Linked DNA regions of Mus musculus: regions 1 and 3 are each linked to region 2. A link is a loop called in an ENCODE intact Hi-C map of the cell type or tissue named here. Cell type or tissue: left cerebral cortex. All regions are shown on one strand. Links, peaks and the distances in the headings refer to the core of each region. The heading gives the core; the rest is flanking DNA. Region 1 has its middle 49 kb from the start of Gm35996. Region 2 overlaps Basp1 (brain abundant, membrane attached signal protein 1). Region 3 holds the start of Gm35827 (a long non-coding RNA gene).

Region 1 (11,146 bases), core at 1,562-9,561, 130 kb before region 2:
GTGTTATTGATAGAGCATTGCACTTTTTCTTAGCTTTTTGTTGATCTTTGTGATTTTCACATTACCTACCCCAATCCCACTCATCTCCCCATTCCTTCAAATCTGTCCTCCATTTTTGCAACCTCTCCTAAAGAAGATAAACAAATAAACAAACAAACAAACAAACTAATTAAATGGTTTTTTAGAATGGCACCATGGAAGCTGCAATGTGTTGTGGTGTATCACACAGTATACTCTTTTGTCCAAACATCTTGCAAATGTTCGTTGCAGTGAGTCAGTCCTTGGTCTGTTTAGAGGCCACTGACTTCTGCTGCCCTATTAGATCCTTATCCAGACTCCAATTGGATATTCTCCTGTTACCCCATGTCCTGGAGATCCTGCACCTTTGGATCTTTAGGGTTGGCCCCTTTACATGCTCTAGCAGTTCAGAGATGGGGTAGATGTTGGGATGGACCAACCCAAAACCCTGGATCTGAGCCTAGCTGGTAGCTGAGTTGGTCAGCCTGCCAGTTTTCCTGAACCCACACCATAAAGACTAGCTCTCCATCACTGCCCAAGCTAGATCACTGAAATGCCTCCGTTGGCAAGGGTGGGGTCAGCTCTCCTGCTCTTATGCCCTCAGGACCAGCTCAACTGTGCTGCCCAGGGGAGGTGTGGGGTTGCTCTCCTGAGTCCTGCAGGCAGCCAGGAGGTGAGGAGCCAGCAAAAAATATCCATAGGCCTGCCAGCTATTAAGTGGCCTACCTGCCTTGGGCACCACTATGATGTGCGAGTATATGACGAAGACATGGGCGAGAAAGAGAAGCTGAATGGTTTGAATACTCTGAAGAGATTCGTAACTGGAGACATGAGGGTGATGAGGAATTGCCTAATGTGAGTAACCTGTGCTGCTACCTGAGGCGACAGAGAGGGTTCAACCCTTACTGCCTCTAAGGCTCATGTCTAGGTACATGACCTTATAGGAGCAGGGGTCTTTCTTGATGTCTATGACCTATGTTACTTCCAAAGGCCATTTGGACATTTCTGACCATGTGCATTGCCCTTCTAAAGCACGCGTGACCACAACAGCACTGTAGTCAGATGTGGACTGTGATTACAACTGTGGTCCCATAGAGTCATGATGAAGCTGAAAACACTCTATGTGAGACATGCGGTCTAATACATGATGTATCTAAGGTGACACAGTGGAAACAAACCCACCAGGTACACATGAAATTATGTACGGTACATAATACTTGATAAAGAATGATTTTTATGCATTGGCTACAAAATAGTTTATCATGATTTTTTAATGTATTCCTTCTACAGAAAGGAGTTAACCATAAATTATTATGTCTTGTTATGCTAGGAGCAGCCTCATACAGCTCATTTTTATTCAGTCTCACGAATGGATCACATCCTCTTATTTTGATATATTTCTTGTTATTTTGCTTACTTTGCAAAGCATCAGATTTATTCCTACACACACATACACACATGCACGCACATGCACATGTGCACATGTGTATGCACAAATTAAGGGCCATACCATCTTGTTTTGTCTAGGTTCGTTTTATAAAAGTCACATAATAAACGCATTGCCTAACTGCACATTACTTGGAATTAATCCCACTTTTGTGATGAGTGACCATGTACAGTTCACACTATTAAAATTTATTACTTCAAAGGAAGAATCCAGTTGATTCTTATAAAATTGCTGCGATTTTATCAATTATGTCAGAAAATAGCATGGCATTAAACTATTTGCTTTTCTCTGTACAACTTATCCTTACCCTCAAGAAGGCTGAAAATCCTCCCTTCTGACTCAGTTTCCCCGAGGAGCTCTCCTCCTCAGAGCATATCATAGCATCTCCACCGAGAATTCCCTCCTTTCCCAAACAGACATCCAGACTTATCATCTAGTCTTAGTTTGCTCTAAATAGATCTGTGGTAGGGAGACAGAGTATCTCACCCATTATTTCTGAAGGAGAGAGAGGAATTTATAATTTAGAAGTGCAATTCAGATAGGTCACCTCCAAAACAAACAGGCCTTGCACACTTCGGAAGATGGTCACCTCAATATCAAGTGAACCTCTCTCTGACCTTCTACTCTTGAGCTGTTACATAAGTCCCCTTTCCTTACGGAGTGCCAAGCCACCAAAGGGAAGTTGAGTGGAAAAGGAAAAATTCCTTGCATAATTTTTAGGCAATCTTTATTTTTTTTCAGCCATGTGCCAGATATAAGGATGCATGCATGCCTCCTTGAGAGCCATCTGTCCCCTCTGAGCTATAAGAGATTTACACTAGATGGCAGAAATAAAGTCCATTGACCTGGGTTTAAATCCTGTCACCTGCTGTTACTGGGGTGCTTCAGTTATCTACCTACAATAGCCTTGCCTGCCAGGTGGAACTTCCTCTCACCATCAGAGTGAAATGAACGCAAAGTTGGTTAGGTAATTTTTAATGTCAAGTTACAAATGTGTCTATAGTGTTCTTTACCCCCTCCCTCTCCCCCTTCCACCTTTGTGTCTTATTTTTACTTTTTCATGCCTTGGTGCTAATAACCCCTGAGTCTAATTAGTGTGGCCCAAAACTAAAACGCAAAGTAGTCCTCACATGCATGAATCTCAGACAAATCCACAGTACACATACAAAGAAAACCACAATGTGGCATGTCGTCATCCTACTGTGGAAGACAAAGGGCTTGATTTCAATGGACTGGTGGTCAGTGTACATAGTCTTTGTTTTAAATGCACACTGAGTTATCTCTTGACACTGCTCATTATAAAGGGAAATTTAATTCCAAACAATGAGCCGGTAAAAGGTAGATAAATTACCTATTGTTTGGAGATTATAGTAACCTTAAAAATGAGCATGCACTTCTTGCTTCTAATTGGTCTATAATGGAGATAAATAACACCAACTTTAAAAAGAATCTGTGTAGCTGACTAAATGAATATTTTAATCTCAATTAAAATGTTGAGAGAGTCATTGAGAAAAGTGAGTTTGGAATATTCATCTTTGCTTCATAGAGGCATTTGCTTCAGGAAGCCTGACTAAAGTTGTTCATAGTGTCCTAACAGTGGAGAGTCAGGCACAGGATATGAGTGGAACTAGAGACAAAGAGCCAAAAGAGACAAAGGGCCAAAAGAGACAAAGAGACAAAAGGAAAGATATTGAGCCCTTGCCCCTACCAGGCGTTTTTTCTCAACTCATTACAGATATGGAACAAAGTTTGCATAGATCATAAATGGATGTGAAATATGGCCTATTTATTAACCCGGGCCTTCAGAATATCTCATTGTAACATGCTTTAGGAAGTCCTATATTTTCTGACAATTCAACTCATTTCCCTTCTTTCCAAAGATAGAAGGCTGCCGACATCTAGACTGACCACAGAGGGCTGTAAATTCCAATGGATCAGCCCTGGTTTCCTGCTGAGCTTTCTCTCTGGGCATCAGCTTGCAGCCCCTCCTCCCTTCCCTTCTAAGTCCCTTCTCACCAACTGAGCCACCGCTCTGACACCAAACCTACCTATGAAAAGAGACATAGCTTTCAGCATGTCCCTACCCATCCAGCAGTCCAGCCTGCACATCCATTTTCCCCTGGGTTTGTTTTTTGTTTTTGTTTCTGCCAATTACTTGAGAAAACAGGACAAGTAAAATTATAAACAAAGGGATTAAAGAAACTCATAATTTGCTTGGAGCCAACACTTCTAGAATACTAGTCTATAACAGAAATACTAAATGCATACAAGTGCGATTCTTCTCCCCAAACTCCACTCCTCAGTTGTCACCCAATCTCCCCTGTCTCTGAGCCCAATTTTTTATTTAATCAGACCTTGTTGATGTTGTGAAAACATCTGGCATCTCTGGGCTGCAGTGCTCAACACCTAATTCTAAGGTCCCCACCCCCACCCCCAAGAGTTTCTGTTGATTCTATAACCATTTCCTGTGTGACATAGGATCTTCCAAGATAAGCCTCCATTAATAACAAGCACAGCTAATTCCCTACCTCCTTAAAGAAAGAAAAAAAGAATTTTTGGAGGAGGATGAGGAGTCTCAGCCAGGTGAAGGTGCTTTTTTGACGTACGTAAACCTATACAACAGAATTATCTGTTTATAGCTCCAACATCCCTAACTTTTCAAGCAATGATGTATTCTGCCCAGCTTCACTTTAAACAGCTGAGCCATTAATTTTCCAAACTGGATGCCTTTTCCTGCTTCTCCGTCCTTTGATTTTAATCTAAACTATGACTCCGTCCCCTGTGCTTTTGATCATTTTCTCTCTTTTCTAATTGTTTTGAAGGTATCTCCTATTTACCCTTGACTTATCTCAAAGGGAATTATTCCAAGTCACCCTTAAAATGTCTTGGAAGACATGGACTCCAGTTAATATTTCAGAGAATTATTTTCCACACTACTAAGGAATTTCCCTTTCACAAGTGCCCAGTCTATGGTTCTAGTTCAGTTCTTTCCTCATATCTTAAATAACAGCATCCCACAAAGTAGAGTTTCCTCCACAGCTACTATTTAACTGTTCATAAAAACTTCGGCAGGAAGGGGGGCTTTCTTTGTATCTTCTGTCCTCGGCTTCAGCTTTGACTCCTGGTCTTTAACATCAAAAAACAAGCAAAGCGACACAGAAGCTAGCCACTTTCGCCCCCACGCCCCCTCTCGTCTCTTCCTGCCCATTGTCAAACCTGTTTCCAGAATCTTGTTGCTCTAGCTTGCTGGGAGATGTCAAGACTCTGAAAGGAAGTTAAAAATTATGAAATAAATGAACCCAGTGACCTCAATTTCCGTGCCTCTTTGGTAAATAGTTTGTGGGTTTTTTGAAAGTGAAAACATATTTTAGAGGACAGGCAAGCTTGGTGGCAAATCATCCTAAGGCCCATAAAAGCTTATTTTTATGCAGCCTGCATTTTGCAGACTTCAAATCAAGTAGTGAACGCGAAGTGAAAAGAAGACAGGACAGGTTCATGTGTGCATACCATACCTCTGTCCCCAAACCACTGATGGGGCCATGCATCCTACACAACATGAGTGTTAAATAATCCTATGGTAGCTAAACCATTTTAAACTACTTTTTAAAACCTCAGAATAGCTCTAACACCCAGTTTTAGCTGCTTTATTCGGCAACACAGGTTACAGGTTGCAAGTTGCACGCTAGAACCTCAGACAACACTCAGAGCTCAGCACAGCCATTATCCTCACTCCTCTTTGGCTTGCGCTAAAATACCGTGAGGAGGGCACACAGAGCTGGGACTGAGGAGCCAATGAGAGCAGAGACTGAAGACCCTCTGACACTGGAGAAATAGAAAAATAAATCCGGGATCCTGGCAGGTCAGGAAATGAGAACTGGGCTCAGACATGAGCGCTAACTGTTCCCTTTTAAATAAGCATTAACTACAGCAAGACCATCCATCAATCCGTGGGAACTCCCCAGCCAAGAAACAGGACTTGAGACCGTAAGTCCCTGCTCAACAGATATAGTCAGGACACAGTTTTATCACTATGATTCCTAGCATCCACCTGCATCCCCCAAAGTTCGTTGTTTGCTTTGTCACTTTTTTTGAAAGACCTATCAGAATGTTCTGTTTAAAAAGGCAAATAGATCAGAAGGCATACTTATGTTCTCCCCCTAAAATTCATCCAAAAGGCTTTGAACCCACACACAGAGCCTAAGACCTTAGAGCAGCCAGCATGCCTACCATCTGTGTGCCCTCAGCTCCAGTTCCCAGCCTCCCTTTCTCAGGACCCTCCCCTTTCAAGACACCCTCTTCACTTGTTCGAACCACACGGGGCTGCTTGCTGACTGGAGGCTGTAGTATTTTCCATCCCTCTGCCACCTGGTTTCCTGGCCTGTCCCTTCTCCTTCCTTAACCCTCTGCTCAGATACCCCTTTCTCAGTGCAGCTTGTCTGAGCACCTTATTTGAACTCATAAGCTGGGACCCTTCACAACCGGCATCCCATGCCACTCTACCCCTGTGTGTAATATTGACTGCCCTCATATAGTCTGAGTAATTTAATTTCTTTTTTTTTCTTTCTCCTTCTCTAAGATGTAAGCTTATGAATTTTTCCCTTCTTTTGCCCACTGCCAAATCACATCATCCATAGTAATGTCTGGTGCACAGTAGGACAAATTAACAAAATGGACAACTACCCACTTCCTACTTCAAACTGACCTCAAAGTGATACCCAAGGACCATCAGTCTCTTGTTATCATCTCTATCTTATTTGAGGACGATGCATCACAGAAGCGCTCTTGAGGATGATCAAAGGCTGCATCGTTTAAGGTATGCTTGGAGAAATCGTTGGTTTAATTAGTGAATTTGCCTGTGGGCAGAAAGAAATAACATATGGGAAAGCTATAGATGAATGTTAATTTTAGACCTGTGATTCACGTTTGCTATTTATGTTACTTATGCATATCTCATGTATATATGGAAGGAAGGGAAGGGAAGGGAGAAAAAAATGAAGGTAAATCCAAATCATCCATGGCTAATTTTGAGAACAGGTCTATTTAAAGATGCCCGCGCCGTCTCCCAACCCCCAGTTTAAAAAGGTAATGAAGAAAACAGAAACTGACAAGTCCAAGCGCCAGTCCGAACATTTTACTTAACTCGGCCTTTTTCTTTTAACTTAGAGACTAAAATCGTTGACGTCTCTTATAATTAATGATTGGGACAAAGTCAAGTTGTTTAGGAGTTGGGGATTCATGCATACACAAGCAGTCTGTGTTCTGAGTTCTCATTGCTCAAGGCTGGTAAAGGAGCAGGGATCAGAGACCCCCTGAAAGCAGCCTCAGAGGACCAGAAGGCCCTGGGGTGGGGGCGCTGTGCTTGAAGTGGCTTGTGTATCTGGGTGTCATCTCTTCTTCGTTTTTTCCTTTCAGGACTAGTGGACACTTGAAAATGGTGCACGATGGTTCTATCACAGATCAGTACAAAGTTTTTGTAGACGCTCCTTGTTCTAAAACAAAGGAGTCTTGTGAGTGGGTGGTCCAGGAGGCGGGGGGGATGATGGCCGTAATGACCGTCTAACGAATTCATAATTATTGTTTGATCCATGTATACCCCTTTAAGATTCTTCCAGATTGGTGTCGTGTTGCCCATTCGGTCATTTCAATCTCCGTGGACGTTGGGGGAAGTGAGGTGTTTGGCAATAAATGGACTTCTTAGAAAAACAAAATCAAAATTTGAAAGTACCACAAAGTTAAAAACTATTGAAAATTAACCTAGGAATTCTGACACTTCTCTCTTTAAAAATCAGCTTTATGGGGACTGCACAAGGTGGCAGAGGGACTCAGCATCCCTGCGTTATTGTGCTCTTTTGATCTTTCCGCTGCATCTACTTCATTTGGGTAATGTGTCCAAAGACTGATTCAACTGCTCTCTCCCACTTTAATAAAGGCTCATTAGTGGATTAGTGGAGATTTGAAACTGAGCCCAGTGCAGTCAGCAGAGACAAGTTCCAAACAACCATTCAGCGTATTTGAAAAGTACCAACCTAGCAACTTGGAAAAGAGCCACCAGTGAGATGTGGGGGCAATTGTGCATGAGGAGCCCAGGCCGGCAAAGTGTCCCTACTTCTAAGTGTTCAAGAAGGATCACCTGGCTCAATGAAAAGGAACAAGGCAAAGGCTTGTGTTAATGTGAGCCAACCTTAACAAGATGAAGGCATCAATGGTGTGGAAAGCCTTGCCGCAAGGGAAAATGGATGAGGAGAGACTATGCATGTGGCCTTGTAGCCTGTCCTGCTCTGAGAACCTGTCACTCTCCTTGAAAGCTACAAGATGTCTCAGTGGAAGCATGGAAGTTCCCCTTCCCTTCTGGAGGCTTTATACCAATTCTAATACGACCTTAGGGTTAGCTTCAACAGCACCCCAAAAGAGTTGGCCTCTCTGGCCCATTCTTGTAGCCCATTGCTGAGCCACAGCTGTGCTCTCCCATTTAAACTGAGGCACATCATGTTCATTTATCCCTCCCAGGAACCCATCCCAGCGCTCCTCACCTACAGTCCCTCTCTCCACCCCAGCTGATTCAGGGGAATAGAAATGCTTTCCAATTGGTGTGTGTGTGTGTGTGTGTGTGTGTGTGTGTGTGTGTGTGTATGTGTGTGTGTTGTGCTAGTTCTTTGTGATTTTTTTTTTTAAATTCTGATTTGTTGTTTGTCTGTCTGTTTTCTAAGGAGACAGAATAAGAGCCTGGCAGTGATGGTGCATGCCTTTAGCCCAGCACTGGAGAGAGAAAGGTAGAGAGCATCTCTACTTGGGAAAGGAAGTTGTAACTCGCTGAAAATGACACAATTTATTGACTCATTTACTCCTACTTTGATAAAAAATATATCAGCATATCTGTATGTCTTATTATCCTTCAAATCTATAGCAAATAGTACTTCTTTAAGGGCTAGGACATTTATCTATATATATTTCTCTAAGCATATTTTACAATGTAAGTATATTTTGATCATGTGATTCTTCCTTCTCAACTCTTCAGAGACCCTCCCTTCACCTTCATGACCACCCAGTAGTCTTTATTAGAAGAAAGCATGCCAAAGTTACAACCCTTTGAAACATACAAATGAAGCTGGGCAGTGGAGGCACAAGCCTCTAACCCCAGGAGGCAGAGATAAGTATATCCCTAAGTTCCAGGCCTGCCTGGTCTACAAAGGGCATTCCAGAGAAGCCAAGCCTACTTAAAGAAACCCTGTGTAAAATAGAGGAGAGGGCAGGGGCTTGGTATTGGATAAGTGTGACCTGGAAAGGATCTGGAAGGAGGAAGGGGAGGGGAAACTGTGATCAGAAGGAAAATTATTTTCAATGAAAAGGAGAAAGATTTTTTTTAAAAAAAGAAAGACATGCTGTTCTGTATTTATACAGTAGAGCTCCAAAGCTAAATTTGTCATGAGCATAACATAAATGGTGGCTTACGTTGCCTGACTGCACTGTGGATTTGTGATCATCTTCAGAGACATGGGGAAAACCTTTGAAAATGGCTTTAGAAGCAGGAGGGATGACGCCATGGTAAAGACTAATCAGTGTGACACCAAGGGCCTTGCAGGACTTCACGGCAGGAACTACAATAGGCCCACATAATGGCAGCCTGGCCGATGCTTCCTCACAGCTAAAGACCCCAAATTTGCCCAGTAAGGGCAAAGCTGAGGATGAAGACCCTGAGGAGATTAAGCAGGATCCGATGTGACAACGTAGATGGGAATCCTATAAAGCCTCTGGCCCCATGGGGAACAAATAACTCACTGCCTTTCCTAGAGCCTTCATTCTAAGTGCTTAGTAAAAAGCATCCAATGTCTTCAAACATTTTACAAAGTATTCTGAGTGGGATTCTTTAAATGCCCAAGGGACGACTCATTTGAAATATTTTGCTTTAGTCTCTCAAACTCTAATAGCCGCCCTACAGAAAGAAGCAGGGTAGAGACACCCACCCACCCCCCCAGTTCAAAGGAAACCACGAAAAAGTTATGACTGACTAATTTTTCATTTTTGAGGAATCACGGGAGTAAAAAGTTACGACTAAAGAATTTGTCTGGCATATAACTCTTGAGTTGTGTGATCGACAGAAGTTTCCCTGAGGAGAAAGTAAGGGTTTCTGACGACTTCAGCCCCAAAGGGTCGGTCTCTCTAACTACACAAGCACCTCTGAAAAAAACAAAGCTTGAGGAAGGGTTTGCAGCTGTACAACTAAGAGATCGCTGAAGAGGAAGCAGACAGACTAGCAGGAGAATCAAAGGTGCGAAGAGGTTACTGTTGATGTGGGATATTAAATAATTCTATTAGTTCTTATTATGACCAGTTCCCCCAATAATTGAGACTGAGTCCTATTGATTTACTTAATCAGCTTTGGCACAATTACTAGGCGATTATCTATTTTCCACACTACCCTGGCTGTTTCCCAGCTGTGTTCCCCAATTACTTGCAGTCTGAGTCTCACCTGGGCTGTGTCCTCAGGGCACACCTCTCTTGGTCACATGCTCCTGGTCCATCCTGTCTAAGGAAGACCTATTCTCCCATCTTCTTTATCCTCCCTGCCCGTGTGTGTGTGTGTGTGTGTGTGTGTGTGTGTGTGTGTGTGTGTGTATAGCTAAATCCCTGCCTACCTCTATCCTAAGTAATTCTGTAGCCACTTATAATTAACCAATACCTTTAAATTCGGGGTCGAGGTTTACACGAGTGTGAGGAGCCGCCCTCACATTTGCCATTATAAGATGGCACTGACAGCTGTGTTCTAAGTGGTAAACATAGTCTGCACACATGCAGGGGCAGTTTTCCCACCATGTGTTCTGCCTTTCCCGTGATGACAACTGGGCCGATGGGCTGCAGCCAATCAGGGAGTAATACGTCCTAGGTGGAGGATAATTCTCCTTAAAAAGGGATGGGGTTTCGCCATTTCCCTCTCTTGCTTCTTACACTCTTGCTCCTGAAGATGTAAGCAATAAAGTTTTGCCGCAGAAGATTCTGGTTTGCTGTGTTCTTCCTGGCCGGGCGTGAGAACGCGTTAATAACACACGAGGAAGACCAATGTACATGAGAATTCACTCAAATGGGGAAGGCCAGATCTTGGGGTTCAGAATTTAGCATGTGTACTCACAGCACCAGACCAACCCCCAACAGGTTACTGCCAAGTGGAAGAGGACAACTCATCTCAACAAGATGGTTCTTCAGCCTCAGATCTGAACTTAGGAGCTATGAAAGGAAAAGAGGACCTCGGGAGCCTAGAAGGCACAACTACAAAGACAACGGGTGCAGGAGTCCTCTGTAGAAGGCATAAAAAAATAAGAAGGTGTGCAAGTTATCCAGTTGATAAAGTGCTTGCCGTGCATACAGAAGGATCTGATTCCCCTGAACTCACATAAAAAAGCCAGGCAGACGTGGCAATGCACACTTGTAACCCCAGCCCTGGGGAGGCAGAGGCAGACAAATCCCTGGTGAGCAGGTGGCCAGCCAGCCTAGCATTATTTCAAGGGTAGTTCCAGGCTAGTGAAAGACTAAAATAAAATATGAAAAACCAAGGTGGACAGTATCTAAGGAATGATAATCAAACTTAACTGTTAACTTCCATATGCATGTGCTCACATATGCTTATACCACATACGCATGCACACACAGAAAGAGAGAGAACATGAAGTTAAATGTTAGCACGGAACA
Region 2 (11,146 bases), core at 1,127-9,126:
TTTTTTTTTTTATAAAGACTTCTTTATTTATTAGGTATACAATGTTCTGTACTGCATGTATGTTTTCATACCAGAAGAAGATATCAGAACCCATCATAGATGATTGTGAGTTACCATGTGGTTGCTGGGAATTGAACTTGGGATCTCTGAAGAGCTCTCAGCCTGTGGGCCATCTCCCCAGCCCAGCCTTTAGACCTTTAACCTTTAAGGATCTTAAACTTTAAGATCCAGGTAAGATATCCATGTGGGGGACTTGAAGTGAGTTCCATCTTGAACTCCAGCAGAGAGGGGTCTGCACTCTAAAGTCATGCTCATTGGATCTTAGGAACTGAAGTGGTAGAATGGCTGCCAGTTACTGGCAGACAGCAGACAGGCTTTGATTTTGTTTGTTTGTTTGGTTGGTTGGTTGGTTTGGTTTGGTTTGGTTTGTTTTTAGTGGGGAAGAAGCGGCGAAGGAGGGAAGCAATGGAGGAGAGATAGCACATGAAAATGTCACATAGAGAAAACAGGTAAGCAGCAAAAAATGAGATTTGCCTTTGAAGATAATCTGTCTCAAAATCAGCTTAAAGAAAATGAAGAGAACTATCCCAGCCTCCATTGTCCCCGTGTTCTGGAAGCAAGTGTGGGTGATGGTGACGCCTGCCTTTAGGGGCGTTTAGACACTGTAGTAAGAAGCCCAATCTTCTACCCTCGCCACAAGGCCTCCAGGCAGGCTCAACCTCCAGTTCTTAGGCAAGCACGAGGCTCAGAGAAGTCAAACCTGTTTCCTGGCCACAGAGGTAAGTAGTAAGCAAAGAGTTCCTGCAACACCCACTCCCTCACCCGCTTCACGCAAAGGTAACTTATTATTCTCTATATATCTCAGATATCTCAGTAATGTGATTAGAACATACTCAGAAAAAAACATCTTGGCTTTTCATGTCCCCTGAAATAATACTTTCTCTATATTGTGCTATTTTAAAAATTTCTCACAAAGTTGCCTGTCCTCTTAGGTAGCATAAGTCTCAATTCCATGGTCCTTTTCACTATATTTTCAAGAAAACATTAAGTACCATCTTTCCGTTAAATATTCCTCCATAACATAAATGGCCAGGACGAAGCTCCCGGTTCACTTCTAAATGCTTTATTCTGTCTACTTATGTGTTCACTTATTATCGTGCTTGTGTGTAAAAGCACATGCCAGGACTCTCACACAGCAAGATGGAGGACAACTTACAGGAGATGGTACTCTGCGTCCACCATGTGAGTACCAGGTTTCAAACTGAGGCCATCATTCTCACTAGCAAGTTCCTTTGCTCACTAAGCCATCTTCTAGCCCTGGTCTCAACTCTTGAAAGGAACCAAAGCTTTCCGTAGAATAGCTTCCAAACTCTTAGGCGGTTTGTTCCAGGATCGCCGTGGATGCCAAAATACGAGGATACTCGAGTCCCTTGTATAACGTGCCTAATGTTTACACACAACCAATGTGCATCTGCCTGCATGTGCCCCATCTCTTCTAGACTACTTGTCAAAGCTAAGGCATTTAAATAATTGTCACCATGCAAGATATAGGTACTAGAGACAAGAAAAAAGTCTGTGCATGTTTAGATAGAATTGTTTTAAAACCTATTTTCAGTCCCTGGATGGTTGAATGTGCCCATAAATATGAAGGGCTGACTGTGTGCCATGAACCAGGCCTTATGAAATATATCCCTAGCAACTATGTTACTTTTTTTTTTCATTTTTCCTGATGATGTGAACCTCAGAGATATGAAATGAGTTTTTTTTTTTTTTTTTAAGCCTTAGACCAGTAACACTAAGCTCAGGTCGATTATGAATCTTGTGAATATCATGCTGTACATCTCTGAACTCCAGATAAGGGTTTTTCATCCAGCTTTGACCCCACTTCTTGCCTTCCATAAGAACTGAAGAATCAGGACTACCGCTCGGGAACGAGATGGATTTCTTCATTTTAATATGTCAGAGATCCCCGCCCTCCCCACCCCCCCAAGGGTCTCACACTGTCGTCCTAGCCTGGAATTCACGCTGTAGTCCCTCTTGCCTGGCACTTAGAGATCCTGCCTCCTAAATTTTGGGATAAGAAATGTAAGCCTCTAAGCCCAGCCAGACAAAGATTCCATTTGTAACCGAATGGAATGCCATTTAAGAACCACTTCTCCTCCTTCTGGAAACAGCTTGTGGTAGAACCTTCTAGAATCTTTTTTGAAAAGCATTCCTGTGTGGGAACCATTTTGAATTGCCTTACATTCTGAATAATCCTCTATTAATCTGCCCATTATCCTTACAGATGGATTCAGCTAGGAGAAGGAAAGTGGACAAAACAGTTTAGTGCCTAGGAACGTCCAGAACAAACAAAGTACAAAGCTCCACCAAGCCAGAGGAATGGCACACTTGAATTGTATTTCAGATGACACATCTGGGGTTGGAGAAATGGCTGTATGGTGAAAAACACTTCCTGCTTTTGCAGATAACCTAGGGTCAATTCCCCGCACCCATGTGACCGCTCACAACTCCAGTTCCAAGAGATTCGACTCCTCTTTTGGATACCATGGGTACAAGTGTAAGTGCAGGCGTGACAACCATGTACATGAAATAAAAATAAAGGAATGTATAAAGAATGGTACATTCAAGGGGTTTGTAATTGTTTATCGTCCTAGTCCAATGTAAGCATGGAGCCCTGGAGCAGACAACCAGGGAGTAAATGGAACATGATTAATCAACAGAAAGTAAAACCTTCAAGACAATGTAGAGAGAACAGTAAGCAACAAATAAAAGGTAAATTTGTTATACCAAAATTCCAACTAGCCTCAGAAATGTAAGCGACTCTCCTTATATGTATTCTAGTAGTTCATCTTCTTGCTGGTATATTGTGTGTGTGTGTGTGTGTGTGTGTGTGTGTGTGTGTGTGTGTGTGTGTATTTATTTTGAAAAGCTAGAATTTGCTCTGAATACCAAGGCAACTTCAGCTCCTGGAAGCAAAGGCGGCTGAATAGATAGCAAGCAAAATACAGTCTCTATTATTCTTAGCTTTAAAAAAAAAATTTTTTTTTTAAATACCCTCTGGGGAATTTGCATACTAGTCAGACTTCAGTGCTGAAGTGGGTGGTTCCGGCTGAGAGCAAGCTCTATTCTTGGATGTCTGCGCTGCGGCTGAGCAGGACAGGGATTGCTCAGTGCCGCTACGGACGGAGCCTTAGAGTCGTTTCTTTTAATGGGGTTCACCTGTCAAGTCCAATTTCCCAAACCTGAGCAAAAAGCCCTTGTAATGAGGCACGCTATCCTTTTCTTGGCAAAACTCAAAACCGGGCTGTTTCTGTCTGTCGGCCAAATCCTGAAGCATAGTCTTGCGCTTCCATTAACGAGATTGCGTTCTCTTCAGATGGAAGGCTCAGGAATTTCTCTCATCTCTTTTTCGCCACCCCCCCCACTCCCACCCCCACTTCTTTTGTTAGCAAAAGTGTGTCACAAGTCAACACACTTTCCTCAAGGCAAAACAGGTGCCTTCCTTTCTTTCTCTTCTTTGAGTAGCACTGTCATTATGTGGCTGAGTTTCAGGTTATGTGACTCTTAGCTACTCTTACTCAAGGCTTCACCATTCCATTACCAGCCAGGAGTCTTTGGTGCCTATTCAAACATTTTCTATCTGAATAAACTCACAGCTTAGAAGGCAAAAAGATGGTGAGGTTGCTAATGCAGAGCCTTTCTTTCTAGTGTTTGGGCTTCAGGATTTTAGACTTTTTATCAAAATATCTACATCATTTTAGAAGTCAAACAAAAATACAAATAAATTAAATTGGTTTAAGGTCTTAGTTGTTTCTATATACAGGGGATCTTGTAAGCTAAATATTCCTCATCTTAATTAGTATCTGAAATTGGTTAGTGATTAATAGAGTATACATTTTTTATGTGAACTACCCGCCCCTTTTTCTTGAGAAAGCTTTAGTCCTTTAAATCTTGGACAATGACCGGAAAGCTTAATGAGAGAAAACAAGTGAGTGTTCTGCTAAATGATCCCAAATCTGAGTGGGGTAATCTGTCCCTCGCCTCCTGGAATTTTAACACACTGACCTGAGAGAAGGAAAAGGAAGAAGAAGAAGAAGAAGAAGAAGAAGAAGAAGAAGAAGAAGAAGAAGAAGAAGAAGAAGAAGAAGAAGAAGAAGAAGAAGAAGAGGAGGAGGAGGAGGAGGAGGAGGAGGAGGAGGAGGAGGAGGAGGAGGAGGAGGAGGAGGAGGAGGAGGAGGAGGAGGAGGAGGAGGAAGTTAGATAATGCCAGTTGATTAATACGTTGCACTAAAAGTGAATCTCCTGAGTTCAGAGGAGAAAACTCAGGGAGAGTATAAAATTACTTTGGTGCAACAACAAAAAATAACAAGAAGCAAATGTGATGTTTGCAATGTCAAAAACAATATGGAAGTGGGGAAGGGGCTGGGGGGTGGGACACAAATGTGTGTTCTGTTGTGCTGTGTGTTCACGGATACAATGGCACTCGGATTGTTTCCAAGCCGTGTTGTTTCTCAGTGTTATTCCCTCTAGGAATCTCCTTGAGTCAGATGTGCTTGGACGCATGCAGCTAACTGCTCTTAATAGCATGGCACTGGGAATGAGAAGGAATGTACTAACCCGGCCAGTCCCCGGCCTCTGAGGTTTCATATCCCACTGAAAATGTTGTCATTAAGAAGTCAGAAAGCATATAATCTCATGATGAAGAATGGCTTATTTCAAAACTAATGCCATCCCAAACCTTCACGGAAACCTGCTGCATTTCCCTTTCTGCTTCTCCGTCAGCTGCGGTGGAGGGGTTGAAAGAACGACGCCCACCATTGTAAAAGAGCCATCCCCAAGCTAAATACTTTAAATATCAACTGCTTGGCAGAAAAGGGGGCGGGGGGGACCTGCCAGTTCAAATGATACTAACCATAGCTCTTCTTGAAAAGCTCCTGTTGACTGGGAATGGTGGTACGTGCCTTTAGTCCCAGCATTTGGGTGACAAAAACAGGCAGATCTCTGTGAGTTTGAAACCAGCCTGCTCTGTATGCTGAGTTCCAGATCAGCCAGGACTATATATAGGACTGTGTCAAGCAAACAAACAAACAAACAAAACACTCCTAGTGTGAATCCCAAAACTACTGATGACGCCACGCCACCATGATACATATTTAAGATTGTCCCCTAAGAATCCAGTTTTCAATATTGTGCAAATTAGTTAAAATAGATATCAGATCAAATACACCTGCAATGTTACTGTCCAAAGGCTGGACTGAATCTAAATGATGGTGATAGATCTCACCAATCCTGAAACAATGCCAAAGGCCCCTGGGGTATATGTAACATTTGTGCAGCTCAGTCTCCATGTAGCCCCTCCCCCAACAACTGGAGGCGAGGCTGTCCCTAAAGCTGTAACCTGACTGTGGTATCTGTTCCCCAACAGGGTTGCCTCATCTGGCCTCAGTGGGAGCGAATGTGCTTGCTTTGGCAGAGACTTGATGCACTGGGGGGCGGGGGGGGGTATTTAAGGGGCTCCCGCCCTCTCAGAGGAGAAAGGAGGGGGGATGGGGAAGGACCGCTGGGAGTGGGGACAGTAATTGGGATGTAGATAAAAATAAAAAATAAATTGGTAAGTTTCTAAATAGATATTTTCTCCACTAAATGAAATAATTGGAGTTTGTTGTATGTCAAACTAACATCTAGAAGGAACACTATGAAACTGATGCTCCATTCAAGCCAATCGGGTGGTGGATTTTAGTTGTTACATTGTGGATGTTTAGTTGTTCCATTGCCTGCCTTGGTAAGGAACTCGAGGTCCAGTGCTCTAATGTATAACCGTTAGGAAATAAATGACTAGATGCAGCTCAGATTTTAATGATGCCACACCCTTCAGCGCATAAGCTGAAGTGTGTCACCTTACTTCACGTATCCCATGCAGTGACTCTGGATGGTAAATGTTATCCTGAGGAACCCCTGTTGGCTCTTCTCACCCCAAATTCTGTGAACACTTTAATTAAGATGGTAGGTGGAGAAAGTCAGTCTGTTAAATATTACTTCCACCAAAGCATGTTTCACAGCAATAAATGAATGACATTTAATATTCGTAACTACTCCACAGTAGTTGATAAATTTAATTCATTTTGCAAAAATAAGTATTTTTCATTTTAAAGATAATTTGTAATCTTATACACATCTTCCAGTTTGTTGAGTCTGTTGCCTCCGTAATACACAACCCCGCCCCCACATGATTTTATATATTTGAGGGCAACTGCACTTGCTCTGGATATTCCCTGCTGTTTTTCTTACCTAATATAGTTGGCTGGTGGCTAATGCTTTTACATATTCATGTGTGCTGTGCTGTCATGCAGTAAGAGTTCAAAATCATTTCACTGTAAAAGCAAGAGGTCCAAGGGCTAGACGTGATCGTAGCACGGCCTGAACTCAGAAAGTCCATTAAGCTAGTCCAACTCCACCATTTCTGCTTCTCCAGGTGTGGTACTGATTCCAGATACTCAGAAAACATCTAGAGGGGTTCTCTCTCCTCTGTATGCAGCACACAGGAATAGAATCAGGCTGACTCGGACCCACAGGACCATGTGCACATGCGCATTTCACAGCCTTCACAAATTCTACCGGAAACTGACACTCTAAAAGATGAACCTGTCATGTATTTTTCTGGGCATTTCTCTCCGATTCAGGTCTGAGAAATCTTTGCCATGGCTAGGTCTCTTTCTTTCTTTCTTTCCTTTCTTTCTTTCTTTCTTTCTTTCTTTCTTTCTTTCTTTCTTTCTTTCTTTCTTTTTTTCTTTTTTTTTTTTTTTGTGGTTTCCAGTATCGGATTGGAAAACACCCAAGCAACTCTCTGAGAGACTCGAGAGACAATCACCTCCTTTCTTACCCTCAAGAACTGATGTGCATGCCGAGTCTGTACAAAAGCCACCTTTCTCCAGCCTCTTTCCCCATGTGTGGCACAGGGGGACCCTGAGCACACAGACGGTCACTATTCCAGTAATGGGGTCATCAAAGGGTGACGGCTTAGCACATCTGCCTGTGGTATACATTGCTAGCTGGCACGTGCACAAACTTCTACATATTTCAGCTATCAAGGGGGATCTTGTCTTACAGATCACAAGTTTATGCTCCCTTGAAGCCAAAGCAAGTGAGGTCTGGGTAAGGTGGAAGCAGCTTTCTCCTGGCTATTAACCCATCACGGCGTTCGGGTCCCTCGCCTACCTCTGGTACCAATTGACCTGCAGGCAGGGCAGGCCTAGATGCTGGCCCACCGCTTCACAATTTATACACATAGGATGTTTCTCAAAGATTATAATATTCTTCCCAGCCTTCAAGACACAGCTCTTGGTTGTCATTTAATATTTCATTCACAATATTCACTCTCTTAAAGCATTAATAACCACACCCACACCATGGTTGGGTGTGAATCCTTAGACGGTTTTTCCTGTTCATCTTAGGGGATAGTGGTCTTGGATTCCACTGTTTGGGGTGTTTTGTTTATACCTATATTAGTCAAGAACACTTGAGAATCCTATGTCTTACCTCAGTTCAATTATACTCAGGAAAAGACACCTACATTACCGAAAAGGAGGGGAAAATCAAGCCAAAAGCCAGTTACTACTTTTTAATTGTTTAACTTTATTACTGTTGCACCATTTATACAATTACATATAATTTCAATGCATCCATTGTACATTTTTTTTATTTTTTTATTTATTTTTTTTCCATTTTTCCAATGGGTGGTGTGTTGGTGTCTGAGACACAGATGGAAGAAAACTGGCGCTGCAGTGAACGCAGACTTCTTTTTTTTTTATTTTTTATTTTTTTTTATTTTCATTTCCACTGACCAATAAACAGAACTACAGGTGCACCCAACCACGGACATGCATTACTCGTCGTGAGAAATCTAGGTAGGCTAAGTATGATGAGAGAATGTTTGTCACTCCCAAAAATATCTGGAGAGGAAAAATGGAGGGTTGGCATTGAGATACATGTGGACAAGCTAAGTGGGCTCCGTCTGAAAGTTGGCATTCATCCACGAACGTTTAAAAAAATACCAAAAAAATTAAGAAAAAGGCTGTAAATTAAAAAGGAAACACAGAAAATACTGCTTTCATAAAGATCTGATTGCCTTGGCACTGGTCCTGTGGGCAGAATCAAACGCCTCCCTCCCCAGCTGCATCGCGGGAGAGATGCTGGGGTTTTTAAGGATGGAGCCTAGGGGACAGCGGTTCAGGGTACAGATGATGTACTTTCAGACAATGATCTCGAAAATCCAGGACTGACTGGTCAAGTTGACTGAAGGTATATTAGATATTTCCCCACAAAAATACTATTTGGATTCTCCCCGCCCCCTCCCTCCCCTGATGGGACACATCCTCTTTATTTTTTTTCTCTTTTCTTTTCTTTTGTTTATTTAATCCCTTGGGCAATACATATCCTCACTTCCAATTTGAAACAAGTTAGTATAGGATAGAGACAGAGAGAGGACAGAGTGAGAAACAGAGAGAGAGAGAGCGTGAGAAGACAGGTCGTTTGCGAGTGGCGTCGGTTCTGGTTGGCTGTCCCGGTTACTCTTTGACGGCCACGCTTTGCTCGGAGCTGGCGGCGGCGGCGGGTGCCTCGGCCTGGGGCTCGGCGGCTGCGGGCGCGGCGGGCGCGGGGGCCTTGGCCGCGGAACTGGGCGCCTCGGAGGCGGCGGGCGTCTCCTTGGACGAGGGCGCGGGCTCCGCGCTGCTAGGTTTAGAGTCTGAAGCCGCCGGGGCCGCGTCGCTTTTCGCCTCGGGGCCGGCGGCGGCGGGAGCCTCAGTCTTTTTGGCCTCGCCCTCCTCCGGGGCCGCGCCGTCGGCCGCGCCCGTGCTCTCGGCGCTCGCTTCGCCGGCCTTGGGGGCCTCGCCGCCCGCAGCGGGCCCGGGCGCGGCCGCCTCCTGCTCGGGCGCCGGCGCGGGCTCGGGCTGCTCCTCCGCGGCGCCCTCGCTCTTCTCGGGCTCGGCCTTGGGCGCCTCCTCCTTGGCCGCCGCTGCCTTGTCGGCCTCCTTCTCCTCTGCCTTGGCCTCGCCGTCCGCCGCGTCCTTGGGCTTCTCCTCCGTGCTCTCCTTGACCTCGGTGGCGTCGGCGGCCGCCTGGGGTTCGCTCTCCTTCGGGGTCCCCTCCTCCTCGGTGCCCGCGCCTTCGGCCTTCTTGTCTTTGTCCTTGGCCTTCTCGTCGTTCACATTGTAGCCCTTCTTCTTCTTGCTCAGCTTGCCTCCCATCTTGGAGTTCTGCAAGGAAGCACAGGGGAGACGAAGGGGAGTTAGGGTCAAAGTAGGCAAAGTGGATGGTGGGAGGCTGCCTGCAGGGCGAGGAGGGCGTCGAGGACCTCGGGCACAGCGGGGAGCAGCCTGGACTTCACGGGCATTCTACCATAATCAGAAGTAACAAAGAACAAAGTAAAGCCCCCGCCGCGAAGCCTGCAGGCCAGCAAGTTGGGGGGTGGGGGAGACAAAGAAATGGTGATCAATGACCCAGCTGCCTATAGGGAGGACAGGCGGCATGGTATTGGTCTTATCTATCTACTTTCAAGCATCCAGGAGGCTTGAACACCTTAGCACAAAATGGCAGGGACAGCCATTTTAGAACTACAACTTCGCTGCTTTTTGTTTTTGTTTTTAAAACAACAAAACCCTGATAATTTACAAATAACTTTCTGGAGGAACTGCTCATCATACATCACAAATCTCTCGTCCATCCTTTCCGGAAGCACGTTTATATAGCGTCTGTGTGCCGGTGAGAAATCACTGCCGTGGTGCTTCCTACAGAAAACTTAATTGTTTTCTATTAATGCAAGAGGGCAAAACTTTTCCAGGCTAACCTCCCACTGGCCCTGTTGCTCCCCACAGGAGGAGCAGTCGTGAAGAGAAGCACCGTGCAAGGCCACAGGACAGAGTAGAAACTCCTGGTGAGCTCACCACGTTCTGCTTCCTCTTGGCAGGGCCCTGAGCTCTCTTCACCCAGCTACCCCGCCTCCCAATCCATTCAGGAAAAAAAGGAGAGAGAGAGAGCTTTTTCTTCACTCCACTTCTTGTAATTATGATTCACCATAGTGAAATAACCCACACTGTTTGAAAGTCAGGTGTGGGAAAGAGTAGTATTCTTCAGTCAAAATTCCTCTCACCATTCTATGCTAATTTCCCGTCTGGGTTACCATTAGGAGTTGGAGGAGACAGAAAAAAGAAACAAACACAAAGATGACTAAAATACTCTTCCTAGTTTCAAGAAAGGTCTTTATTATGTCATCCAAGGATCGTTCTTATATTTCTTAAAAATAGGGAAGAAGAAACGGCTTGGAATCCTAACCCACTTCAAACAACTGCTCCTATTTTTGGTAAGACCAAATATAGGTGGTGAAACCACAATTAAAAACATTTTTACCACGAAGCAATAAATGAAAACATAAACCTGACTAATGAGTTACATAGTATAGCACCTCCATCAAATTCTTAGACACTTCATCATGGCTGATGTCACACACAACTTGGAGCTCCTGCCCCATGTTATGGTTGATGCATTGGGCTGACTTGGGAAATAGAAAACCTGATAAGTCTGTCTACCTTTAGATTCTTCTCCCAACTCTATAACAGAAACCCATACACCAACCTAGAAATTACGCCCATGAGGCAAAGAGTAAATGTAGTCTCATTGTGAACGAAGAATGGAGTGCTGGGTTCTGACACCCACGGTATGAAATCCTATATAGCAATCCCCAGAGGTTTAAAAGTCCTGCTGGTTTACAAACCTAAAATCTAAGTTACTAAAATTGTTTTTCTGAAGCAGGATTAAAGCCCCGTTCTAGTCTTTGTTTTAAGACCAGCTGTGATTCTTTTCTTGGTAGAAATCGAACAGACAAAATCAAGTTGTAAGTAAAAGACTGTGTCTCAATAAGGTCAATTATAAAAAAAAAAACAAAAAAAACCCACAAACACAAACACCCCCTGCTTTCAGTTGATTTACCTGGGAGGATTTATGAAATATACTAGAGTACCAGGAAAGCAGTTGTCTGGTTATTTCCCAGGAGAATAAGAATACCCAGAGGGGCAAACTAAAGTTACAAACTAAAATCAAAGTATCCAGAAAAGTCCTAATCCAACACGATTTACTTAAATTATTCAAC
Region 3 (11,146 bases), core at 1,394-9,393, 640 kb before region 2:
ATATAACTAAAAATTTTTCTGAGACAAAGTTGGAAGAATTTAAAATAATGCATATAGAGACAGGGAGAAGAGTTCCTCACCCTGGAGTCTGAAACTTCTAGCCAGCTGGAAGTAATAATTCCTGTCCAGTTAATATTTTCATTGGCCATGAAGGGGTGTTACTTACTGGTTTTCTTTCTATAGTCTGCTCATGCTGCTTTTGTATGGAATCTGGGACCACCATCCAAGCGTGGTATCATCTACAATAATCTAGGACCTTTCACATTAAGAAAATACATCACAGGCTTGCCTACAGGGCAATGTGGTAGGGACATTTTCTCAACTCAGGTTCCCTCGTCCCATATTACTCAAGCTGTGTCAACTTGACATACAATTAGACATCATGATGACTTTGGGTAGGGACTCAATTCTTTCTGAAGGCATCACCCGAGAATCTTAAACAAAGCTAGCTGTCAAGTTTGTTTACAGTACAAATATCCTAAAGCTCTTTTTTCCCTGAGAGCTAGCCATTTATCGTTTAGTTTAAAAGTTGCAGGATATTTTTCAGGGACTATCTGGTCATCTTATTTGGGTTTCTAGCTAACCCTTTGAAGATCCTAAGTTGAAATCTCACCTAATTCCTATATACAACAGCAATGATAATAACCTGAGATACATCTCAAGGAGCCCACATGCATACTTTAGTACGTGTCATTTTCAGAGGCCTTCTCTGTCTTAGAGAAGCCCACATCACCATCTTGGGTGTTTCTTCTTTCTTTCTAAGCATCCTTTTTTTCTTAGGCTCCCTGCTGTAATCTTACTAAAATATCCTAAGTAAACCTCTACCCTGTTTTATAAACTGGCTGTTACTGAAATTCTTTTCTGTGTTGAAACCACACTTCCTACTGTGGCCCATGTTGAAGTTTCAAAAAATCACCTTAGATTGATGAACGGGAAAAATGGGAAGCCATGCCTCCCGCCCCTCACCTTTATTCTCCAGAACGAATACAGACATCTTATAATTCTATCTTTTACTGCTTACTGAAAAAATTATCCCTCCTAACTAGATCCTCAACCAATAAATACCACTTTCCAACAAAGTTGAGCATTCATGTTGAAATATAACACAGGAAAGAGTCTGTGCTGGACACCCAAAGCTTAGAAACTTCTCTTCATTTGACCTTGATGAGGTCAAATAAATTTATCTCTTTTGTTCGTTTTTAAATGAAAATATTGGAATAGTTCATCTTCAATGTTCATTCCAAGTCAAAAAAAAATCATAAGCTGGATGGTTGATTTTATTCTCTTTATGAAAAATTTTCTTCCTTGAGCTTACACTTCCCAATCTGTTTTCCACGTGTGTCATCTTCACCACTTGAGCAGCCCTGACTTGAAATACAAGGCCACCCCCAGACAAGCTGTTCCATTCTGCCAAGCTTTCCACTCCCCATGCTGCCTCTAAATGTGCATGTGCTACTTGAATATCCTGAAAAAATATCTATAGCATTCTTGTTTTCAATTAATGTTTAAAAAAAAAACAGTCTACCAACAAACCATATTTATGTAGTATGATATGTGGTAATGTGGACTTCTTTTGGGGAAGGAGGGTTGTTTTGTTATTTGTTGTGTGTTTTGAAACAGCATTGCCCCCCCCCCCAGAGCACAGATTTGTCTTGAGCTAGTGTCTGTCTTCTGCTGAGTTTCCTTGTTGTTGGGATCAGAGGCTGAACGTCTTAAGCGATGAGGCTTTGGAACCTACATTCACTGCGCAACAAAAAACTCAAGACGGTGAGCACACTTTCTGCCTTTAATATTTTTGTTCTTTTTATCTGTGGAAATAACATTTAAACGTGTTTAGTCTAACAATTTAGTAGCTGTAGTTACCCTACTGTGTAGTAGCCTACCAGCACTTCTTCAATTCTAGCTGTGCCATGGTCCCTATTAGCCAACCTACTCCCATCCTCCCTCCCTCTTACCATTACCCTCTTCTCATGACCATTATTGCAGTCTTAGGCTTTGTGTCAGAAGCTTCATAGTTTATATCTAAGAGATGCTATAAAAGGAGAAACTTTGGACGGTAAATGCAAAGGATATATTGGATTTTCATGGCCAAAAATAATCTTTATTTCTAATGACTATTGTGATTCTAGGAATCTTGGTCACAACTTTGTGACTAATGTTGAGGGAATTTGCTGACTCCCAATAAAGAGCTGCCCTGGGCTCTACATGTCAGCATCCCAGTCCTAGACCTAACACCCACATATTCATGGAGATGGCTCTCTGTCATGCTTTGTCCCTTGGATTCCACAGTCAGTCATTTCTCACTTTCTATCATGATTTGGAAAAGGGTCTGTCTTAAAAGGATGAGCTCTTTGTAGAGTTGAACCAGGGGGGCTATTTCAGTGTTCTTTCAACATTGTGCTGATCGACTCAACTTTCACATCTCATGTTTCCAAGGCAGAGACCTTTTTATTTTTATTATATGCTTAGTTTGGAGCTACATTCACTGCTTCAAGAAAAAGGGATCTGTGAGAAAGTCATATCAAGTAATATAAGTCATTATTATTGGAAGAGGGATGATTGGAATGTATGGAGAAAGTCTTGTGGTAGCCTTGCCTGGGATATCAGCACTTAGCCTGAGACAAAAGGACTAAAAGTACAAAAAGTCAAAGTCACCATTGCTGTACACTAGGACTCTATAATCTCACAAATATGTTAATGATTATCCTTTTACTGAACAATGTGATGTGTGTATACATGAGAAAATAATCACTCGGGAAGAAAACAGCATGTTCATTAACTGTCACAGTTACTCTACTCACTCTGTGTAGTGCAAGTTCTTAACATCTGTTCCTCCAGGAAACTTCTATACTCTTGCGGCCCATTAGGTCACTACATTTACTCATTTTACAGATCTATAACATATATATATATATATATATATATATATATATATATATATATATATACATATATATATATATATATATATATATATATATATATATATATACATATATATATGTATTGTGTGTGTAAATTTTGGCCTTTTAATGCAATTCTCTCTGTCCTTGATAAATAACACTCAATTGCCTGAGTTTGCACACTATTTTAAACTTTCTTTATATAAATAAAGTTCACATTGTATAATCTACAGCCACTCATGTTGTGGCAATTGACCAGACCTCTACAAGTATAACATTCAGTTTACATATGTACCAAATTGATTTTATTCAGTCTGTTGACAGACATGGTTATTTCTACTTCTTTCCTGTTGTGCATAATGGTGCAATGAATGTGGGAAAATAGATCTCTTTAAGAAGTTCCGATTTCTCCTCTTTTAGGTACATACTGAGAAGGATTACTGGCCATATGGTATTTTTATTTTTAATCTCTTTAGAAACCACCATAATGCTTCCTACAGTAATCACAGCCATCTACATTCTCAAAGAGATAAGAGATTCCATTTTTCACACTCTTCCCAACCCTTGCTTTTGACACTGCCTTTGAAATAGAAGCAGTCCTAAGAGGTGTGTGTTATAATATCATTATTGTTGATTTAATATGCTTAATTAAAACAATCATTAATTAATCATAACGAACAGCTTTTCACATACAAGTTAAGTACTTTAGTTTCCTCTTTGGAAACAATGTAGGCATTGCATATCTGTTCTTTAAGTTACCCTTTTAATTTTTGTTGTATTAACTCATGTGAATTCATTTATATTTTCAGAATTTGAAATCTTAATCAGACATAAGTTTGTCAAAAAACTTACTGTAATCCTTTATAGCAGGTTTTTATTTTGCTGATTGCTTTATTTGTACAGAATCCCTTTGCTTGAGTGGAACCCCATCTGTTTATATTTACTTTTGTGGCTGAACTTTTAGTGTTCTATCAAAGGAAATCACTGTCAAGTTCAGTGTTGAATATTTTCCTCCCTGGGTTTTAAGGACATAATATTATATTCAGTGCTTTTACATATTTCAACTTGATTTTTGTGTAATTTAAGATCTATGACTGGTTATTTGTAGAGAACAACTGACCCAGAAGTACCATTTCAATGTGTCATATCTACTATACAACTAAGGACAATGAACAACACTGAAGAGAGGTATGATGAGAGTCAAGGAACCAGTATGTCTGATGGGAAACACTATCTCCAATACTCTATGAGTTATGACCCAGAAGCCATATCAATGAAATCTCAATACATCAATGGAATCTCAATATATGGTTGCCTAATTTTGAATAATAACACATGTTAACATCTCAAACCTCATCACAGATTAAGATCTACGAGCTCTATGGAGAATCAGAATCAGTCTTCTCCAGGGAACATCCCAAGATGTCTTATACGCCGTGTGTGTGTGCGTGTGTGTGTGTGTGTGTGTGTGTGTGTGTTGCCCAAGAAAAGGCTCTACTTTATTGATGACACATTGACAATCTCAGCTGATTTTTCAGCTCCAGAAGAACAAACTTTAAATATTTTTAACTCAAGATAGGATCTAAAGACTGAGTCTTTACTTCCCTCTGGCACTTCACAAACCACATCTCTATTATCTCTTTCTGTATTATCTACACTGATTGCAGAATCCTTTAAAATAACATTGAAAAGATCAGAATGATTAAAAAGGCTATTTCTCAGGAGAAGGGAAGGCTGGTTGTGGGGCTGGAACTACTGATGGATTGAAATCAGGGGCTGATCCTGAGGGGCAGGAGCAGCAGGGCAGATATAGGACAGACCCAAATTGATAACAGGAGGTGACAGGACCATTCTCTAAATAGGTAGGCCCACTTAGCAAGCAGGAGATTACTGAAAGATACTCTGTATCTACAGACATACAGGTTCCACAGCTGCTATCAGGTGTGCTGGCAGGACTGCTGCTGCCACATCTATCTGGACCTACGAATGCATCATGGAAACATCTGGTGGTTTTGTGCTCTCCAGCTCTGGTGCACAAGTGGATCTGGCTCCAGATTTGCTATTTTTCCTGCCGATTTATACCCATTCAATCTCTAGATAGGAGGATGTGTGTCTCCCCAGATCTGAGTCTTCCTCATCTTTGGATGGTGAATCCTTGGCCTGTTCTTCCTGCAACTGGGTCAGGAGCCTATTGACACGGACAATAAGATCTGAGTGTGACACGTAAGCCTTCAGGTATTTCAGAGTGAGCAAATCTGTGGACTCACAAAAGTCCTCAGGGCTCTTGTCCATCCACGTATCCAGGAAGCTACAGAGCGCGTTCTTTACTTGTTCATACTCTTCAGAATAAAGGCAGAAGAATGCATACCTCACGAACAGCAGGTCCAGTACCTGGAGCCGGGTGGCAAATCTTCAGTATTTGGAAAGAAAGGCAGGGACAAAGAAGGGGTCCCCTCCTGCAGAGAAGGCACCAGGTTGTTCACCAGCTTCACCACAGTCTCTGCACTGATGTGACTCTCAGATCCTGAGGGTCAGAAGCATTCTCACCCTGGTCTGGGCATTGCCGGTTTTGGCGACCCTTGGTCAAGATTTCTCTCTTTCAGGTAAATGGCCACAGGCGTTGACAACAAGAGTGAACCCTGTACTTCCAGACACCATCGTGGCCTTCCCTATGTCTTTTTTGAGGCCTTAGCCTCCAAGTAGTATGAAGACAGCAAGAGAAACACGCTGCCCTCTCTAGTGCCTCTGACAAGTGAGCCTGCAGGCCTTGCTCTAACCAGTGGGGGTCGCCTGGATACCAAGGTTCTTCATTGTTAGGTCATCCTCAAGAGGGTGGTTCCATTACTGTCCTTTCTTCAACAGGACTTTCTTAAAGGGCTCCTTGATCCCCTTTCATTTCCCAGGAGCACAAATCAACACAGGTACACATGTGCTTCCCATTCCACCAGTCCCAGAGATTTTTGGATATAAGCAGTACCTCAGCTTTGCAATCTGGGTCCCTACTGTTGAACTGAGTCTGTAACCCTAATTATAATCGCAGACCTAATTGGCCCAATCTACCACAAACCCTAGCCATGTGTCCTTGCTTTTCTTTTATTGGATATTTTCTTTATTTATATTTCTAATGTTATCCCCTTTCCCAGTTTCCCCTCCAGAAACCACCCCCATCCCACCCCCTCCCTGCCTCTATAAGGGTGCTCCCCTACCCACCCACCCACTCCTGCCTTCCTGCCCTGGCATTCCCCTACACTGAGGCATCGAACCCCCACAGGACCAAGGGCTGCTCCTCCCACTGATGTCCAACAAGGCCATCCTCTGCCACAGACACAACCGGAGCCCTTGGTCCCTCCATGTGTACTCTTTGGTTTGTGGTCCAGTCCCCGGGAGCTCCAGGGGGGTCTGACTGGTTGACACTGTTGCTTTCTCCCCCGAACCCCATGGGGCTTGCAGCATCCTTAACTTCTAAGCTCCCATGAACAGCCCACTGGGCTCTGAGTATTCAATAACCTTTTCAAATCAAAATTCAAATGCTACCAACCACCCCCCCCCAAAAAAAAGAAAAAGCACGTGGTCAGGTCTGTCACAGTGACATCAAACTTCTGGTATGAATTTCTATCCTTATTAGGTTTCTATGCTGTGAGAGAGACCATCACCAAACACAAATTGCGGAGGAAAGATTTGTGAGGCTTATATATCCTAGGTCATAGTCAGTTGAGGCAGGATCTTGAGCTGAGATAAAAGCCATTAATGAGTGCTGCTTACTAGCTAGTTGCCCATGGTTTGCTCAACCTGCTTTTTTATACCATTCATCAAAAACTGCCCAACAATTCCTCACCTGGGGTGGTATCACTTTCCGTCAGCTGGGCCTTCACACAAATCGTTTAGTAAGAGAATTCCCTTTTTGAGGTTCTCACTGAAAATGAGTTAATGAGAAATACAGTTTAAATCAACACACATATGGAATGTGCAAGATCTATATCTGAAGGAACTGCATGTTGACGGTCACTCAGTTATTTAAGAAGCCGGAAATCACAGTCTGTGAAAACTACAGCTCTAGACACCAGAAAATGTAGATCCAAGTTCTGACTTTGCCTCTTGAATGTGCCCAGCTTTAGTAAATTTCCAGAGTATATACTTAATTTCCACACTGTTGGAAAATAATGTTGCCTATAGAGATTATCATAATTTTGAAGGATTAAAAGCACTCAATATGCACTTTTGTCAGACAAATAAAGAGCCTAATATCAACTAAGAAATTACTAGAAATTACTTATTCATTTGTACATTGTATATATTCCATATATCATTTATAATAGCACGTGCCATAAAGCAGCTACTGTCATAAATAACTAGATTTTTGAGTTAGGGAAATAAAACTAAGGGTTTTAACTAAATGACATCACAGTCTGTGTTCTTAACCACAAATTAAATCATTACAATGCTTAAACTATTTTACTAACTTAATATGATTACATTTTACATGTTAAGCATAAGTAATTCAAATTAAAATACATATTCTAATAAAATAATAATAAATAGACTTTATCATATTTGATGAGGGGGTTTGATGAAAAGGTTTATTTGTGCATTGTGAAGTCCCGAGTCTCCAGGTGACTAATGTTCAGATGGATCAAGTGAGATCAGGCAGGAACTGCAAAGTCTAGTCATGGTGTTGGGTTCCCATGTAAGGAAATGTTGTTTTTCTCTAAAAATGATTTGTACAATCTACATGTACATTTGAAATCTACATGTATTGTGTATTAGATACTCACAGGGTGATAAATTTTAACTTCTCTTCGTAATTATTTGGCAGTATCAAGTTTTATTTGCTGATAGTTACTGATACATATACTAGCAATTTAAAAGTTTATTTTTATCACAAAAGGATTAATTTCAACATAATTCTTACCACTTCACAGACTCAATTAGAATTGTTATGTTGGTCACGACAAAAATAAGTTTGTAATGCAATAACAATAGCTATATGAGGAAAGTCATTATTGTTCCTAATGAAAAACAATAAAATTAAAATAATTCTTAAATCTTCTATTCTTTTATGAAGCACATTACTGAACATTTAGAAAGAGGTGAACACTTTTATAGAAAACACTGGAAAAAATAAAATTTCCACATGATTATGACTAAATAATGCTGTTATAATTTTTATTTTAAGGTGAGTATTTTTATAGACACTTGCTGTTATTGCAGTCCACGGAAAAACATCAGCACCAAGGTATATTATGTTTTTACTTCAATGGCATAAAGTTAATCCATTACAGATTTGTTATACCCTCTTGACCCACAGTCAGAATGATTACACCATAAGAGAAACACTAACTAACTTGAAGCTTTCAGCTCCTACTGCTATCAGCAGGGTTATTCAGCTGTAAGCATTCCACTGCTGGCCAAGAGCCTTACCTTAGACCCAGTGCTAGATCATGCTGTTTACTATTTTTTTAATTAGGTATTTTCCTCATTTACATTTCCCAATGCTATCCCAAAAGTCCCCCATACCCGCCCACCCACTCCTCCTTTTTGGCCCTGGCGTTCCCCTGTACTGGGGCATATAAAGTTTGCAAGTCCAATGGGCTGCTCTTTCCAGTGATGGCCAACTAGGCCATCTTTTGATACATATGCAGCTAGAGTCAAGAGCTCCGGGGTACTGGTTAGTTCATATTGCTGTTCCACCTATAGGGTTGCAGTTCCCTTTAGCTCCTTGGGTAATTTCTCTAGCTCCTCCATTGGGGGCCCTGTGATGCATCCAATAGCTGACTGTGAGCATCCACTTCTGTGTTTGCTAGGCCCCGGCATAGTCTCACAAGAGACAGCTATATCTGGGTCCTTTCAGCAAAATCTTGCTAGTGTATGCAATGGTGTCAGTCTTTGGAAGCTGATTATGGGATGGATCCCTGGATATGGCAATCACAGGATGGTCCATCCTTTCATCACAGCTCCAAATTTTGTCTCTGTAACTCCTTCCATGGGTGTTTTGTTTCCAATTCTAAGAAGCGGCAAAGTGTCCATACTTTGGTCTTTGTTCTTCTTGAGTTTCATGCGTTTAGCAAATTGTATCTTATATCTTGGGTATCCTAAGTTTCTGGACTAATATCCACTTATCAGTGAGTACATGTTGTGTGAGTTGCTTTGTGATTGGGTTACCTAACTCAGGATGATGCCCTCCAGGTCCATCCATTTGGTTAGGAATTTCATAAATTCATTCTTTTTAATAGCAGAGTAGTACTCCATTGTGTAAATGTACCACATTTTCTGTATCCATTCCTCTGTTGAGGGGCATCTGGGTTCTTTCCAGCTTCTGGTGATTATAAATAAGGCTGCTATGAACATAGTGGAGCATGTGTCCTTCTTACCGGTTGGGGCCTCTTCTGGATATATGCCCAGGAAAGGTATTGCGGGATCCTCCAGTAGTACTGTGTCCAATTTTCTGAGGAACTGCCAGACTGATTTCCAAAGTGGTTGTACAAGCTTGCAATCCCACCAACAATGGAGGAGTGTTCCTCTTTCTCCACATCCTCACCAGCATCTTCTGTCACCTGAGTTTTTGATCTTACCCATTCTGACTGGTGTGAGATGGAATCTCAGGGTTGTTTTGATTTGCATTTCCCTGATGATTAAGGATGCTGAACATTTTTTCAGGTGCTTCTCTGCCATTTGGTATTCCTCAGGTGAGAATTCTTTGTTCAGTTCTAAGCCCCATTTTTAATGGGGTTATTTGATTTTATGGAGTTCACCTTCTTGAGTTCTTTATATATATTGATATTAGTCCCCTATCCAATTTGGGATAGGTAAAGAACCTTTCCCAATCTGTTGGTGATCTTTTTGTCTTATTGACCGTGTGTTTTGCCTTGCAGAAGCTCTGCAATTTTATGAGGTCCCATTTATCAATTCTCAATCTTACAGCACAAGCCATTGCTGTTCTATTCAGGAATTCTTCCCCTGTACCCATATTTTTGAGGCTTTTCCCTACTTTCTCCTCTATAGTTTCAGTGTCTCTGGTTTTATTTGGAGTTCCTTAATCCACTTAGATTTGACCTTAGTACAAGGAGATAGAAATGGATCAATTCTCAATCTTCTACATGATAACAGCCAGTTGTGCCATCACCATTGGTTGAAAATGCTGTCTTTTTTCCACTGGATGGTTTTAGCTCCCTTGTCAAAGATCAAGTGACCATAGGTGTGTAGGTTCATCTCTGGGTCTTCAATTCTGTTCCATTATTGGTCTACTTGTCTGTCACTATACCAGTACCATGCAGTTTTTATTACAGTTGCTCTGTAGTACAGCTTTAGTTCAGGCATGGTGATTCCACCAGAGGTTTTTTATCCTTGAGAAGAGTTTTTGCTATCCTAGGTTTTTTTTTATTCCAGATGAATCTGCCGATTGCCCTTTCTAATTCGTTGAAGAATTGAGTTGGAATTTTGATGGGGATTGCATTGAATCTGTAGATTGCTTTTGGCAAGATAGCCATTTTTACTATATTGATCCTGCCAATCCATGAGCATGGGAGATCTTTCCATCTTCCTTAGTTAGAGTCACGACAAGGTATTTTATATTATTTGTGACTATTGAGAAGGGTGTTGTTTCACTATTTTCATTCTCAGCCTGTTTATCCTTTGTGTACAGAAAGGCCATTGAGTTGTTTGAGTTAACTTTATATCCAGCTACTTCACTGAAGCTGTTTATCATGCTTAGGAGTTTTCTGGTGGAATTTTTAGGGTCACTTATATATACTATCATATCATCTTCAAAAAGTGATATTTTGACTTCTTCCTCTCCAATTTGTATCCCCTTGATCTCCTTTTGTTGTCTAATTGCTCTGGCTAGGACTTCAAGTACAATGTTGAATAGGTATAGAGAGAGTGCACAGCCTTGTCTAGTCCCTGATTTTAGTGGGATTGCTTCCAGCCTTTCACCATTTACTTTGATGTTGGCTACTGGTTTGCTGTAGATTGCTTTTATCATGTTTAGGTATGGGCCTTGAATTCCTGATCTTTCCAAGACTTTTACCATGAATGGGTGTTGGATTTTGTCAAATGCTTTCTCAGCATCTAACGAGATGATCATGTGGTTTTTGTCTTAGAGTTTGTTTATATACTGGATTACATTGATGGATTTCCATATATTGAACCATCCCTGCATCTCTGGGATGAAACCTACTTGGTCAGGATGGATGATTGTTTTGATGTTTCTTGGATTTAGTTAGCAAGAACTTTATTGAGGATTTTTG

Evidence for each region. Hi-C counts contacts between places; a loop is a spot of excess contacts. Peaks named below come from ENCODE experiments on the same cell type or tissue, not always from the same donor. Only the 100,000 strongest peaks of a DNase experiment are listed, where the experiment ranks them.
Region 1: a loop joins it to region 2, with 2.8 times the contacts of the local background. A loop is called at or near these places in 3 of 42 quality-filtered maps.
Region 3: a loop joins it to region 2, with 2.7 times the contacts of the local background. A loop is called at or near these places in 2 of 42 quality-filtered maps.

What each region holds. Positions count from the first base shown.
Region 1 is chr15:25,222,976-25,234,121 of GRCm38, forward strand. No RefSeq gene overlaps it. Among named protein-coding and RNA genes, the nearest start is that of Gm35996, 49 kb to the left of the region's middle. In left cerebral cortex, for the core only: no CTCF peak of the experiment used is centred there; DNase peaks (open chromatin) are centred at 6,407 and 7,456.
Region 2 is chr15:25,355,662-25,366,807 of GRCm38, forward strand. Basp1 (brain abundant, membrane attached signal protein 1) reads right to left here. Exons shown (of 2, transcript NM_027395.2): 2 at 7,616-9,257. The coding sequence starts at 9,248. The coding sequence ends at 8,568. Among named protein-coding and RNA genes, the nearest start is that of Gm36555, 29 kb to the left of the region's middle. In left cerebral cortex, for the core only: no CTCF peak of the experiment used is centred there; DNase peaks (open chromatin) are centred at 3,119, 4,608, 4,779, 5,292 and 4 more places; H3K4me3 peaks cover 506 bases; H3K27ac peaks cover 3,013 bases.
Region 3 is chr15:24,719,169-24,730,314 of GRCm38, forward strand. It overlaps Gm35827 (a long non-coding RNA gene), which reads left to right and starts at 5,749. Exons shown (of 4, transcript XR_383853.2): 1 at 5,749-5,824; 2 at 8,077-8,136. It also overlaps the pseudogene Gm2803. In left cerebral cortex, for the core only: a CTCF peak has its summit at 5,676; DNase peaks (open chromatin) are centred at 2,522, 3,342 and 5,694; H3K27ac peaks cover 1,559 bases.